Linked DNA regions of Mus musculus: region 2 is linked to region 1. Evidence: chromatin loops called from intact Hi-C (ENCODE). Cell type or tissue: heart. All regions are shown on one strand.

What was found. Hi-C counts contacts between places; a loop is a spot of excess contacts. Peaks named below come from ENCODE experiments on the same cell type or tissue, not always from the same donor. Only the 100,000 strongest peaks of a DNase experiment are listed, where the experiment ranks them.
Region 2: a loop joins it to region 1, with 2.3 times the contacts of the local background. A loop is called at or near these places in 3 of 42 quality-filtered maps.

What each region holds. Positions count from the first base shown.
Region 1 is chr10:89,732,378-89,740,377 of GRCm38, reverse strand. It overlaps Gm30963 (predicted gene, 30963), which reads left to right. Exons shown (of 4, transcript NR_155765.1): 3 at 1,684-1,828; 4 at 3,339-3,607. Among named protein-coding and RNA genes, the nearest start is that of Actr6, 4.1 kb to the right of the region's middle. In heart, a CTCF peak has its summit at 3,100 (motif pointing right); no DNase peak of the experiment used is centred here; H3K4me3 peaks cover 724 bases.
Region 2 is chr10:89,440,915-89,448,914 of GRCm38, reverse strand. Gas2l3 (growth arrest-specific 2 like 3) reads left to right here and starts at 4,948. Exons shown (of 11, transcript NM_001033331.2): 1 at 4,948-5,060. In heart, no CTCF peak of the experiment used is centred here; DNase peaks (open chromatin) are centred at 4,984, 5,244 and 5,594; H3K4me3 peaks cover 1,950 bases; H3K27ac peaks cover 2,121 bases.

The DNA.
Region 1 (8,000 bases):
AGATAGATAGATAGATAGATAGATAGATAGATAGATAGATAGATAGATAGAATCTAGGTTTTTCCTAAACAACAACAAAGTTGTTCCCTGCCCCCTAAGAGTAAGCAACCTAACGTGAATGTAGGGTCACGTGACTAAGACTCTGGGTTCTGTCTCTTGACTCAAGCTCAAACGTTGCCTTAGGAACTTTTTGTAGTGTAAACTTGGACAAGATTTGTTTTTTTTTTTAAAGGCTTACCCGTATCTAACTTCTGTAATTTGTGAGGGCTAAATGAGATTCTGCACATCTTTTAACAAAGTGCCAAGTGTGTAGAAAACTTTCTAGACGGTGGTGTTACTATTCGTTATCGGTTCTTTTGGAAGGAAGCAAAGCATTGTGAGAACACAGTGAACAGAAAGATTCATTCAGAGGATGTACCAGGGGTCCAGCACTTCTCAGCCCCGCCCCCTACTCTCCTGCCCAGGGGCTGGGCTTGCCTTCCCTTCCCCCAGCCTGATCCCTATATAACCTTAGCCATTTTAGCTCTTGGTCTTTTGGCTGGCTCCTCACTCTCTCTTGGTCTGTTTGACTCTCCTGTCTCCTTCTCCCCAACCCGCCCCCCCCTTCCCCCCAAGCCTGGTTCAGTCTACTGGCTCGATTTGCCCGGTTCACTCTGGAACCTTCCAGATGCCTCTGGCTGTTTCCTTCCCCCTAGCTACAATAAAACCTCCTCAATCATACCTAGGAACAATCATTGTTTTTTTTGTTTTTCTTTTTTTTTTTCGATTTTCCATTCAGAGGTATTATTTCAAGAACAAACAAGCCACTTCACGTTGCTTAAACAAATAACTGACGTTGAAATCCAAGACATGGGTTAGAAAGACAGCTTGGCAGAATTTTATACAACGACGGGAAAGGGAAAGAACTGAGCCTTTCAGAGCCCAGCGATGGCATAAACCTTCACAATGATGTAAGGACCACTCAAGCTAATAAAGCTAAAGTATCCAGAAAAGTGCGGGACACAACAGGATGGAAGCTCTTGGTAATTCAGAAGGCAGAAAAGAAAGTTTAGGGCTCTAAGTGGTTGGTGATCTTATGTTGCCAATAGAACAACATCATAAAAAGTTCCTTTTCAAAATAGCAACTGTTAAAGAGGCCACCGCACTAATTATAGTTACAGTCTTGATGTGGAAAATTAGTGATAATAGTTTCACGCTTGCTCTTCTCTGACAGAGAAAATGCACATTACCTCAAAGTAGTAAAAATGTAGTCGTGCTTTCAAATGAATTTGCCTGCTTAGTGATTGACATTTAATTTGCAAACTGTAAATTTTAATTTCAGCAGCAGGGCACTTGCCTAGAAACGCCATAAGCTTATGAGGTTTGATCCATAGGACCAGAAAAGGGGGCGGGGGGCTGTAATTTTTAAAAGGTTGAAAATATGATTGACATAACAAATTCATAACGACCATTGTCCTAATTTGCCTCTGTTATTATGATAAAATATTAATCACAACAACTAGAAGGAGGGAAGGGCTTGTTTGGTGAGAGTCCATCACTGAGGGAAGCCGAGGCGGGAGCTCCACACAGGAACCTGGAGGCAAGATCTGAAGCAGAGACCACCATAGAAGAGGAGCACTGTCTACCCGCTTGCTTGCTTCCTCCCTTCCTCCCTTGCTCAACAGCTTTTCTTACCCTACCCAGGCCCACCAGCCCAGGACCGAACAGCTCACAGTGGGCTGGGTTGCCCCACATAATCAGCAACTGTGAATGCCGCATAGACACGTGAGCACGGTCTTGCCAACCAATCGGATGGAAGAATTCCTCAGTTGAGATGCCCTCTTCCCAGGTGACTCTACTTTTGGGCAAAATGGACAAAAAACTTAACCAGCACATGGATCAAAGATTTGTTAAATAACATTAATACAGGAACTTGAGTCTATGATGAATACATCATAGACTCATATGACACGCTTAAACGCTCTTAAAATTACGCATCATTTAAATACATTTGTCTTTGAAATGATTTGTGAGAAAGCATGGGAATTGAGTGTGGAAGGTGTGAGGGCGAAGAGAGTCGGAGCTTTTATTGAACAATTCGTGCTGAAGCTTGGTTTGTCTTGCTCCCAACGATCAATTGTCTCCTTTTCCCAAAAGTTTGGTAACTCCCCTATGGTTTGAAATCTGCCATAATAATAGTTTTCTAGTGACACAATAACAATTATTATTAAACACTACAAACCAAGGCTTATTTCCTCTTTAGAGAGCTGGTTGTCAGGCATTTACTATCATGCTTCCGTTACATGGGCTAGACGGTAAATTATGACTGAGGACTTGGCTTAGCAGATAAGAGCACTTTATAGCCACAAGTTCATGGACATTATACAGATGGAATGAAAACTATTCTTAGACAGGTTCTCTCTACACAGTCCTGACTGTCTTGGAATTCACAGTGTAGACTAGGCTGGCCTCAAACTCACAGAGATCCACCTGCCTTCTCATCCAAGTGCTGAGATTAAAGGCATGTGCTATGACACCCAGCTAATAATATTTTTAAGACTATGATATCATAAGAAGATATAAGGATATTATTTCACAGGTATTAACAAGCCATGGCTATTTCTATGATGAGTGATCTGAGGAAATTTATCAGCTACTTATTTCATTGCTGTGGTAAATGTTGGGAACAAGCAAGAGAAACTTATTCTAAGTACTGCCATTTCTTTTTGAGACTCCATTTACTCATAGGGAGAAACTAAATTCAAGGTCCCAGTCCCTAGGGATTGAGGACTTCTCTATAGCTGAACAGCTTCTGTTGTGAACAATTGTCTTAGTCCAAACATTTCAAGGATGATTTATAAGGAGACAGTTGTCTGAGCCCAGCCATCTCAAGGACAACGTTCTCATCTTGCTGGCAGGGTCAAACAAGCTCATGTTCCCAGGCCTAGGAACGAACACCTGTCCCACTTCTCTAAAAGATTTCTTTTAAAAAAATAAATCTTTTTAAAAAACGATTTATCTATTTATTTCATGTATGTGAGTACACTGTCGCTGTTTTCAGACACCACAGAAGAGGGCAACAGATCCCATTACAGATGGTTGTGCTCCACCATGTGGTTGCTGGGAATTAAACTCAGGACCTCTGGAAGAACAGTCAGTGCTCTTAACCGCTGAGCCATCCCTCCAGCCCCTCCAAAAGTTTTCTTAATTGATCATTAACTGGTAAAGAATATAGAGATTATTGTTATCTAAACCAAGGTGCATAAATTATAAAAATATATAAGCAGTTGTCCGTTATGCCCTAATTGGCTATGTGCAGTTTTTCACTCCTTTGTTCCCTTATCATTCTAAAATTCCAGGCCATAGTCCAGGAGGAAACTTGACTGCAAAAGTTGAATTAAGGACCTTGAAGACATGAGCCCTGGATACAGTCCAGTCTCCAAGCATGGGTGTTCCCTTTTTTAACCTGTAATGTCAAAATACAGTTGGGTAGCACTGCAGCTTCCCGCGCACCCCTTTTGTGTTCCTGTCCTTTAAAAATGCTATACAATCTCCCTTTAGGGACTTGGTTTAGGTCTCGAGCTAACCACCTCCCTGCGTGCTCAGAAAATAAAGCTGTCATTTGTAAGCTTCTGTCTCTGAAGTGAGCTTTCTCAGCGTCCACCCTGAAGCCAACAATAAAATAAAATAAATCGGATGAAAGCAACATGCGAAAGGGTTTGTTTCAGCTCACAGACTGAAATCCATCAAGCCAGGCAAGGTCACTCAGGCCATTAATGCCAGCACTCAGGAGGCAGAGGTAAATCTCTGAGTTCGAGGCCAGCCTGGGCTACAGAGCGAGTTCCAGGACAGCCTGAGCAGTAATGAGAAACCCTGTCTGGAAGGAAAAGAAAGTACATTCTATCATGATGAGTAAGTTCCAGCATCTTCAGGCAGAGGTCACACAGGATCTCTAGTCAGGAAGCAGAGTGCAAGGAAAGCTTATGATCAGCTTGCTTTCTCTGTTTATTTTTTATTCAGTCTGGCAGTTAGAGTGGGTCTTCAGATCTCTGTCAATCTAATGCAGAAAATTCTTTACATACATGCCAAGAGATTTGTCTCTAGGGGGAGTCTAGATCCTATTATGTTAGTAATCAATATAAACAAACTATCTTTTGTGAACATGGCAGTCACTTTTAAATCTTAACCTTCTGGTCCTTGTCCCCACAAGCTCATGGCCATCTCATAGAGCACAATGTATCCAGTCCATTATTCGTTTTAGCCATCCACATTGAAGGGGCTGGATCAGACAGGTTTTGCTCTTATACACCCCCCCCCGCCTTTTTCTCTCCTTGGTCAAATCCTGTTACATTCCTAAGGCTACCCCCCCCCCAAAGTCTATTCCATTATTTGGCCACTGACTCATTTCTGAGGCAAAACACCAAGTTCCAACAAACAAACTTCATTATTCTGCTAATACGTCCAATTGGGCTTTATGAACACACACAGACTCCCTTCTTTTGTCCTTAAAAAACCCACTCCTCCAGAAATACCTTCTCTTCTCTTGCTTCTCTTTTCTTTTTTAAAGATTTATTATTTACTTATTTATTATATGTAAGTACACTGTAGCTATCTTCAGACACTCCAGAAGAGGGAGTCAGATCTCGTTACGGATGGTTGTGAGCCACATGTGGTTGCTGGGATTTGAACTCCGGACCTTTGGAAGAGCAGTTGGGTGCTTTTACCCACTGAGCCATCTCACCAGCCCCCTCTCTTGCTTTTCTTGCTTGCCGCTGCGGCCTTTCCTCCCTGTTGGAAAGCAGTTCCAAAGCCCTAGGATTACATGGCTAGGATTATCACAGGAACAGTTCCGCTTCTTGGTACCAATATTTTGTATTACCTTTATCATTGCTGTATGCAATACCTGACAAAATTCTCTTAAGGGGGAAAGTGTCTGTATTTGGCTCACAGTTGGAAGGTGTAGTTATGATGGGGAAGTCACGGTGGCAGGTGATGAAGGCAAGTGGTCACAAAGTCTCCATAGTCGGGAATCAGGAAACACTTAATCATTTCAGTCTGGAAGCCAGTACAGGTCTTCATGACACAATTAACCAAACTAGAATAATCCTGCACATACATGCATGGAAATCTGTCTCCTGGCTGATTCTATATCTTGCCAGGTTGGCAGTCAATATAACCAGATAACAGGAGGCTAACCAGATTTCTGATTTATAAGAATATTTACTAATAATTATGCTTTCATTTCAGAGGAGAAAAGAGAACGGAGGCAGGAAGGGCACCGAGAAGGTGGTGGCACTGTTTCAGGCGAGAGATGAGGAAGCCAGATCAATCATAGATTCCAGAGACTGAAGAGTTGGCAGTAATTGAAGTTTCTAGCTTGGAGCACGGAGTGGAGCTTGGTGGAACAGCAATGCCTGAGATGAGTTCAGCGGGTGGGACAAGCCATTATGGAAAAGTAATATGCAGTGTTACGTTCCCTGTGTTTAAGGATTTGGGTGTGGAAACAATTAAGATAGGAATTTCTGGTTTAGGATGTATCTTATTCAATAATAACTAAAGTCAAGACCAAGAATAATCTTGATCAAAAAGCATGTAAAATTTGGTGAGGAAAGCCAAAACAATGTTTAAATAAGAAAGGGTTGTCGCACAGGAGGAGAAACAGGATTGAAAGTGCATAGTTTAAGGATGAGAGACAAATAGAAATGACGGTTGCTGTGTGAGAGAAGATTTAAAAGAGCTGTGCCACTTGACTGCAGAAAAAGAGCTGATCACTTTTTTGTTCTGTCGAGCTTAGTTTGCTGGTTTTGAAAGTACCATCCCTGGCCTTGATATGTCTCCCAAGTTGGGCTGGAGCAGGTGGTCACCCTGCCTCAGCCTGAGTTCTTACCACCTTACTAACTGAATTGGATAAAATAGAGTGTTGATGTTGGTCAGAATTAACCTTAGACATTCAGAAAGGTTTTCATTTTATTTCTAGTGCTAGAGATCAGAACCCAGACCCCTTGAAAACGTTGAGAGAGCAATTCCACCACTGAGCTTCGTCCCCACGCCCTCATTTACTTCTTTTATTTGTTTGTTTGTTTGTTTGGTGTCAAGACAGAATTTCTCTGTGTAGCCCTGGCTGTCTTGGAACTAGCTCTTTAGACCAGGCTGGCCTCGAACTCAGAGATCCAGCTGCTCCATCCTCTTCCCCACCAGTGCTGGGATTAAAGGTGTGCACCAGTACTGCCTGACCCTAATTAACTTTTTAATATATATCAGTAGAGATTATCAATAGAATACTCTGCCTGATTTGAAGGAGTTTGATGGTTAGGCAGGTTGACAGAAGGTGCATGAAGCCCTGGGGTTTTGTCCTCAGTACCAGACAATCCAGGCAAGGTTGCGCAGGCCTGTAATTCCAGAACTCCTGCAGGCGGAGACAGGAGGATCCCAAGTTCAAGAGCGCCCTTCTATATAGTAAATTTGAAGCCAGCCTGGGCTATGTTAAACCCTATCTCAAAATAAATATTAAGCAAACTAAAAAAAATGATAACAGTATCTATTGACAGGTAGGTGCTTGACTTCTAACACTAATATTAAACCATTCTATAACATAGTGAGAGTCATATTAGTTTATTTTATAATTTAGATAACCCAAGGGTCATTAAGTTGCTTAAACATTTTTTTCTTTTTTCTTTTTTTTTCTTTTTTCTTTTTTTTTTTTTTTTTTTTTTTTTTGAGACAGGGTTTCTCTGTATAGCCCTGGCTGTCCTGGAACTCACTTGTAGACCAGGCTGGCCTTGAACTCAGAAATCTGCCTGCCTCTGCCTCCCAAGTGCTGGGATTAAAGATGTCCGCCACCACCGCCCGGCTTAGTTTAAACATTTTTTTTAAGATTTATTTATTATTATACATAAGTACACTGTAGCTGACTTCAGATGCACCAGAAGAGGGTATCAGATCTCATTACAGGTGATTGTGAGCCACTATGTGGTTGCTGGGATTTGAACTCAGGACCTTCGGACGAGCAGTCAGTGCTCTTATCCTCTGAGCCGTCTCTCCAGCCCGCTTATATGTTTTTAATGTCATAGTCACAGTTTAAAATTAGAAGGCCACACTCTCATCTCTTTATCTCCTGGAGTTTTAAACACTAGTTAATACGTGTAAAGAAAGTGAAACAGCTTACTCTCTCTTTTTTTTTTTTTTTTTTGTTTTGGTTTTGGTTTTTTTGAGACAGGGTTTCTCTGTGTAGCTAACTTACTCTTAAGCATGGCTGTGTATTCATTTATATCAGATTCATTACCCGAGATTATTTTGTAGCAGAGTCTACATTCCAATCAAAACATTTTGAGAGAGACTCTCTGTATCGTGTATGTCTGGCTGTCCTACGTAAACCAGGCTGGTTTTGAACACCCAGAGAGCCACCTCCCTCTGTCTCCCGAGTGCTGGGATTAAAGGCGTGTACCATTACGCTCAACTCCAAAACTTTTTCTTAACATTATGAAACACAAGCTCTCCGTTGTACAGAAACACCCAGGAACGATATCTAATTCCAGGAGTCAGAGCAGACAAGGAACATGTCAGATGTCAAGAAGTCCTTTGTAGATAGGATACATAAATAAGTAGCGGAGAACAAGCAGGGGGATTCGTTGGGGAATGTGCAAATAAGTTAAAGCACAACGCAGATAACAACACAGCCCATACATAATTTATTGTGACCAAATTCTATAACCTGATGACGAGTGCCAAGAAATGAAGGTGAGGCTGAAGAGACTTCGTATCCAGTTCCACGATGCGTATGGTTTCATACTCAATTCTTCAAGGCTCGGAGTGTCTTAACAACTCTAATCAGATACACGCACACGCAGCCCACCAAAGGGCTCACAAAAAGCTTCCACTCGCCAATGTGCGCAGTAAAGAAAATCAAAAGAAATAAAGTACTTAGCAGTTTCTACTACGGAATGTCGCTGCCACCGAAAATCGATGCATTTGAAAACTGGATACAAGCACAGGAAGGGCTGCTCCGCTGCTCGACTTCTGGC
Region 2 (8,000 bases), 290 kb after region 1:
AGCAGATTCGTGAAAGAACACATGATGAAGGAGTATAAATATGACCTCACAGACAGTGGGAGAGAGCATTGGTTTGCTTTGCTCCGACTCACTATTTTTCATTAAGAACATGCAAGTCCTGGTTTGCGTTACATTGCATTGCTGAGCTCCACGTGTGGTGATGCCTTAGAGAGACACTCGCCCTTGAACTTCTTGTGCGATTCCTGGGGTTTCTTGCCACTTATGCAAACCCTAGCCGGTTGGTGAGCCTTGCGGCTTCATCTGGATTGAACTGCCTGTGCTGGTTTGTGTGTAGTGACTGCAAGAGGACTGGACTGCAGCTGCTGATTCATATTTGGTGTTTGTTACTGGACTGAACTGCTGATATCCCAACAAACAAAGACTGGACTCGCCCCAGAGAGGTCCACTTCTCCTGTATCCTAATGACCCTCCTTTCCCACTACCTCAGGTGGATGGTGGGCTAGAAGAGAGGTTAAAACATTTAAGAGCCCCCCCTTGGTTTGATTGTTTGTTTGTTTGTTTGTTTGTTTTGAGACAGGGTTTCTCTGTGTAGCCCTGGCTGTCCTGGAACTCACTCTGTAAACCAGGCTGGACTCGAACTCAGAAATCTGCCTGCCTCTGCCTCCCAGGTGCTGGGATTAAAGGTGTGCGCCACCATTGCCTGGCTTAAGAACCCTTATTAAAGGTAGGTTTTGAAAAATTTAAACCTACACACAACTATACAAATATCCACTTATTTATTTATTTATTTTTATATTTGAGTTTAAGTTGAGCCTACAGAGATGTAGAACCTGTGGAAGCCATCTTGTAGCCAAAGGGAATCTGAGTTAACAGGGACTAGATTCTGGTTGCCTTGATTGCTGTTGTATTGATGTGAAGAGACATCATGATCAAGGCAACTCTTACAAAGAAATCATTTAATCCGTGGTTTACTTCCAACTTCTGATAGGGAATCTATTAGCATCATGGTGGGGAGCATGGGGGGTTCACAGGTAGGAAAAATGCTGGAGAAGTAGCAGACAGAGAGAGAGAGAGAGAGAGAGAGAGCGCTCGAGCTGGCCTCAAAGCCCACCCCAGTAATGCACACAACACACCTTCTTCAACAAGGACACACCTACTCTAGCAAGGCCACGTTTCCTAATCCTTCCAAATAGTTCACCATCAGGGGCTAAGTAAAATTTTCATACAAACCACCAAATTGTTGATGCTAGTTGAAATCTCAGATTACACTTTACATGAAGTTAGAGAATTTTATCCTAAGATTAAACATTTCCTTTTTGAGTTTCTCTGACATGAGTTTGAAGATTTTTAATTTTTTTTTCTATTTCACGAAAGTAAATGTGATGGAAACTGGGTGATCCTTGGATGACAAGCCAATTGGAGAAATCATGGTTCTATAAGCACTTGTTAACATCTGTGACATTTATAAATGAAGCAGGGGACTGGAGAGTACATCTTCATGCTGCTGTTCTTGCTGTGTGATTTCTTTAAATCTCTGTTCAGATATAGATGGTATTGTCTCCTGGAGTTCCAGCATTACTAGATGTTTGCCAGCTTTAAACAAACAGCCATTTTTTCACAGTTCTGAGGGCCAGAAATCTAAAATCAAGGTTCCAGCAGAGCCAAGCTCCCTGCAAAGATTCTATGAATACCTCCTCTTGAATCTCCTGGATTTATAGGAGCTCTTGGCATTCCTTGGTTTGGAAACGCATAATGCTAACCTCTGTTCCTTTCCTGTCCTACTGTGTGCGCACATGCCTCTGTGTGTGTGTGTGTGTTTCTGTCTAATAAACTCTAATCAGATTTGGGGAAAAAGCCTACTTCCAAATAAAGTCATATTTTGAGGGCCCAGTGGAGATGAGTTGGGGTGTACAATACTTAACTCAGTACATAGATATTAGCCACGGCTATTGTTATAAGATCATACTGTTATAAGATCATATAACATACTTATTAACATAAATAGGTAGCATTCTTACAGTAGCACAAAGGTCAGTATTGTTTTTAGTGTATTTGGATATCAGTTGACCACCTGCTGATGGTGTGATTTAATTGTGACCAGGTCAAGATGTCTATCACCCTGGCATTTCACTTATTACTCCACACAATGCACAATCCATGGCTGACAATAATGTCAGAGCAAAATTAAAACCGGTTCCAAAATGCTGAAATAAAAACCAAAGGTCCGAAAACCAATTCAAAGTGAAGTGAAAACCAACCACGGTGTATTTTAAGGAACCAAAGCATCTTTGTAGGTCTGTAGTGAGATCACACACCTGACTTCAAGGACAACTGGATTTTTGGAGGATCCTCTGTATTTGAAAAAGCTTTTTAGCCAGACAAATAACTTCCCGATGTAATGTAATTTAAACACTGAGGCTTCCAAACATGGTGCTCCCTGAAGTGGGACATACTTTCGAAATTGGGAAGTCAGAATGAATACAGTGTCATCTGATGGAAGGGAACTGGTGGCCCCTCTGTACCCCCCACATTACAACTATGCCAATTTCAATTAAAGAAACAACCTCTGAAACATGGCTATTAACCTAACCACCAATTAGAAAGCCTACACATGAAAGTAGATTATAGCTTATTCGATGGAACCCTCAATTACTAATTGCAGTGCTAAGATCAAGGTAGGTGAGCTGGCCAGTGTGCTTAGGGGATGGGGTAATAATTAAGAACAAATCTAAACGCGAAGTTGTGAATGAAACAAGCGAAGGCAAACTTTAAGGGAAGTGAGAGAGAAGCAGGTTAAATCGAAGGACCTAGAGGGGGTTCATCATCTAAATTGCACGGAGGGATACAGGCTGAGAGGACTACACAGATTTCCAGCTTCTGGAACATTCCCAACAGCACTGTTCTATGTCACCAAATAGACAGAGGAGTGAGAACAAAGCAGGCCTTAAAGTAGATGCTGCAAGGTTTCAGTAAGTGACTTAAAAATGTTAAGAGCTGTGTGTGGAGGGAGACTACATTTCCATGAGCACAGTTTCCGTTTTAAATAAATGGTGTTCAAATATTTAGGCACAAGGCATACACGTAAGAAAAAATCATAAGGACCATTGCTAAGCAGTGACTCATCAAATAAGAGTTATATAGCACAACTTATTACTAATCAAAATTTTTGTGGTGCTAGGGACTTAGACACAGTTGTTCTTAAAGTTTTACAGGGAAGTGCACATATTTTGATATCTAATTTAAAGCATCAAAATCTGGCTAAATGAGGAGGCATATAAATAGCCCCATGGTTTTAAATAAGAAATATTGGGAAACACAGGGCGATTTTAACAGACTCTGTGAATTTCTGCTGCTGTTGCAGTCGGCAAAGAGATCTCAGATGGACTGCAATTAGGAAACAAAAAACCAGGAACAACTACAGGCTGATATCATCAAGTCCATTGATCAATTTTTAATGATGGCCTTCTCCACTTGGAATCCCGGGAGAGCAGGATCCCTGGTGCTTAGGATAGGGCCTGCCGCAGAGCATCTCTAATCCTTATCTTCTGCTTAGATGGATTGAAGTAGCTCCAGCCAGCTCAGCTGTTATCGGGACATCTTTAGCTCTACGATTATCTTGAACTTCAAACTTAATACACCCAGCGAAAATGAACACTGGTCCTCTACCACAGCTTGTTTTTCCTGTATTCCTAAGACTAGTGCCACCACATAATAACCAAGGCCAGATAAATCACCCTCTTAGTTCTTCCAGATACTTCCTTCATACCCGCCTTCTGAGCTACTTTAGGGAGTTGTCATTTTAGGTTGCTTTTTGTTTGTTTGTTTGTTTTAATGACAAACTATTCTGTTCCTTTCTTCAAAAATCTTTGAAAGTGAACACACCCCCCCCTCCCTAAAATGAAAACCCCACAAATGAATTTCCTTGTTCTTTATATCCTTGTAATTATCTCACAGGCCTGCACCAGGACTGCATCTACATCCCTCAGTATCTATCAGGCCTACCTTCATACACACATACTTTCAGACTGCTCTGTCTCTCCAGGTCCAAACTTAGGTTATGCAAAACGATTCCTTCCAGAACGTTCCATGTGCCTCCCGGGTCCTGCATTTGCTGTTACTCCTGCCTAGGAATCAATCGTTCATAGCAATGACTTCCTCTGGCAGATTCCTGTTGTTCCTTCAATATCTAGTCATTTCCAAACCTCTGACCATCACCCTGTTTCACAGACTCCCCATTCCATGCCCCTCAGCCCTTTGAAAACTGAGATTGTTTTGTTCCCTATGAAAGCTGTATTGTTTTTGTGAGAGACCAGGTTTCAGTTCAATGCCCACAATTTAGAGATGGAGAAGCCTGCACATTCGAGGTGTCAAGACTTAAAAGGAACAGAAGCCGCAGGAATCTAAGAACTTGGGCCAGAACACAGAACCTCCAGGCTTTTAGCCAGTAAGATCAGCCCACATCAAAAAGCCACTTTTGAAGTTAACTCACATCTATCACTACAGTGTAACAATCACATGGCTACATTGTTACTTTGACATCCAACTCCCCTTTCCCCCACGTTTCCTGAAGGAAGAGCCAACATCCTCTTTTGGCTTCCAGGGGTGACTGCAGGGTTTTTCTCTCTCTTTCACAGTGAGGGGCCTGGGGTGGGCTCTGTCTGAAAGACTTCTGCTTTGGACGGGTCCCTGCTGGGTTGGTTTGTGTTTCTGGAAACCTCAGTGCCCCTCCGGATGGATGTAAGCAGATTTTAGGGTTGGAAGGAGCTCAAAGTCCTGGGAAGAGCAACATTCCAGGGCGCTCTGAAGCAGCCTTGAGAGGCGGGCTTCACACACTCTCCTGAACGACGGGACAAATAGGAGGGGTTGTCACTGCCACTGATAGAGACTGGACTGGAAAAGGTCGCTACGAATTCTTCGTGCGGTAGAAAGTCTCCGGAGGCGTGGCGCCCAGACCACGCCTCCGGTTCTGATTGGCTCCTTCGAAACAGGCGGCCGCGCTGGGCGACGAACTGCGGCGGCGGCGGCGGTTGGTTGCAGGCTTGCTGGCACGCACAGATTGAGCCCGAGTCGCCCGGAGAAGTGATCTCGCTCCCGGGCTGGTGAGTGACTTCCCTCTTGGATTTCTCTTTTCCTCCCTAACTTTCCGTTGCCTGTCCTGCGGCATCTTTGCTGCGCCTCAGCACGGACTCCCCACCCCCACCTCCCCAGTCTATAGCGTCCCGGTGGAGTTCAGGTGGGCTACAGAGCTGCAGGATTCCCTAGAACTCTGCGATTGGCTGACTGAGGGAGCCGCCTGCTATGATTGGCTCTTGGGGCTGTCACGGTGACGTTCAGCTCACCTTCCGACACCTGCCCGCTCTGGTGGGTAAGAGGGGCTATAAGTGTGAGCTCGGGAGCGGGAGGGGCGCGAGGTAGAGCCGCGACCTGTCCTGCTCTGAGACACAAACTAGTGCATGGTAGCCGGTCACCCTGCTGCCCAGCGCCCAGCCAGAAAGGTCACTTGATTCTTCTTCATCATCATCCTCAGAAAGGAAGGGATATAATCATTGGCCCAGGACAGACTCCTACTCATGATCACGCTGCTGTTTTGCCCCGTGATAGGCACTACAGACTCTTCCTTATTTCGCTTCTGCAGGGCTCAGATCTCCCAGACTTAACGGAATTAGGGAACATTAGTGGAGCCCTTGCACAACGCTCTCCCACCCACACCCCTGGGTTTGGAGAACTGAATTGGGGGAGGCTTGCAGAATGCCCTGGGAGGCGGAGGAACCATTTGAAGAGCTTGCATCCCCATGCATATCCCCCACCCCCACCCCACCCCAACCTCGTTCCATCCTGTCTCCTTTAAACCTAGGGGCCGAGTCGATCACATTAGAGTGCTCTGTAGTCTTTCTTTAAAACGAAGGAACGTGTTTTTCTGCGGGTCCAGTCTAGGTCAGAGTTTGGGTTTTGCTTAGCCCATGTGAGGTCGTTAATGACTACCCTTAGATAAGTAGTTCTGAATGGCTGTGGGCTCACTTCTCTTGAGCTTACACAGAATGATTGAAAATTGGGATTTCCCCACACCTTTAATTCCCTTCAGGAGGAAACTAGTAAGAATATTCTGGTGTAGATTCTGACGTGGTGCTGCATCTGACTCATCAGTTTTTAAAACTTACTATGGTCAGCTGACACTGCTTTCTAGCTGTCTGCTGCCATGACATTGGAGACGCTGGGCAGAGTTCCTTACCTCAGGCATGTTTTTCACCTTCCTGTTGAGAAAGTAAAGTGTACAACATGTTTTACTGTCTTTCAGTAGTTGTTCATGTTTGGATCAGGTACACCTTTTACACACCTAATAAGGATGTATTGAGAGAATGGGAAGCTAATCTGATTTGTCTCGAGTTTGCGTTGAATTAGAACCTCATCATCAGAGAGAACTGCCTCAGAAATAATTTTTGCAGTAACCTAATTACATTTCTTGGATAATAATAATAAGTCCTCTTTCTCCTCCTCCTCCTCTTCTTTTCCTTTTTTTTTTTTTTTTTTTTTGTTCCGAGACAGGGTTTCTCTGTGTAGCCCTGGCTATCCTGGAACTCACTCGGTAGACCAGGCTGGCCTCGAACTCAGAACTCCGCCTGCCAAGTGCTGGGATTAGTTATTCTTCTTCCTCTAAGAACCCAGTGAGTTTTCTCATTGAATTGCACTGTGATGCACCAGATGTTTTGGTTAACAGAACATTACTAAGTATTTTATCTATGAATCATAAACTGTCACAGAACCTGACTGTAATAAAGTATAGCACAGATATAAAAGGTAATGTGATCTTTTCGCTGATAGTATCTTGGGAGTTTGATGTCATCAGTCAGTCATGTGTTAGCAACTGCTGATGTATTATCTGATAGATGTCTGCTTACTGTCATGCAATATAAACTGGTTGTAAGAAGGTATTATATTAGCTATTGGTGGAGTTAGTGTGTGTGTGTGTCTTGTGTGTGTCTTGGGTTGGTACTCTTTTTTTTTTTTTTTTTAATTGTTTTTTGTTTTTCAAGACAGGGTTTCTCTGTGTAGCCCTGGCTGTCCTGGAACTCACTTTGTAGACCAGGGTGGCCTCGAACTCAGAACTCCGCCTGCCTCTGCCTCCCAGGTGCTGGGATTAAAGACATGCGCCACCACCACCTGGCTGGGTTGGCACTCTATGCATGCTAGGCAAGCACTCTACCTCAGCCTAGGATTGATTTATATTCCTGGCCAAAATTAAAGTTGGTTCATTAAAAAGTGTTTGGCTCTGTTAAAAATTCTTTTCTTCTTTCCTCTTTTCCTCTCTTCCTCTCTCGTCTTCTTCCCCCCTTCCCTTCCTTTCTTTTGACCTGTGTTGTGTGGTGGTTTGAATGAGAAAGGTCCCACCCTGAGGCTCTTATGTTTGAACACTTGGTCCCCAGTTGGTAGGGTTGTTTGGGAAGGATTAGGAGGTGTGGCCTTGCTGGAGATGTGTCACTGGGGGGACAGCCTTGAGGTTGCAGAAGCTCAAGCTATTCCCAGTTAGCTCTCTCTGCCTCATACTTGTGGATCAAATGTCAACCCTCAGAAAGCTCTAAGGATGTAAAGTTCTCAGCTCCTGCTCCAGGGCTGTGTTTGCCTGTCTGCTGCCATGAGTGGCTACAGACTCACACCCTGAAACTTTGAGCCCCAATAAACTCTTGCTTCTCTAAGCTGCCTTGGTCATCACAGCAACTAAAAAAGGTAACTGTTGCTTTGCAAACCACGATGGTCTCAAACTTGTGACAACTTGCCTTAGCCTTCTGAGTGCTGGGATTACAGGCGTGTACAACCACGTCTAGAGAAAGTATTACAGGCGTGTGCAACCATGTCTAGAGAAAGGGTTTCACTCTTTACCCACGCTCATATTTTAGTATACAGCGTGAATGATCCATAAGCCATTTGAGAAGTTTTCTGTTAATGGATAATTACATATATTTTTCTTTCAGTTTTCCTGTATTTGTATATTTCCCTTGCAGTCTTTTAGTTGAAGTGATGGAGTTGAACTGATTTTAAATATC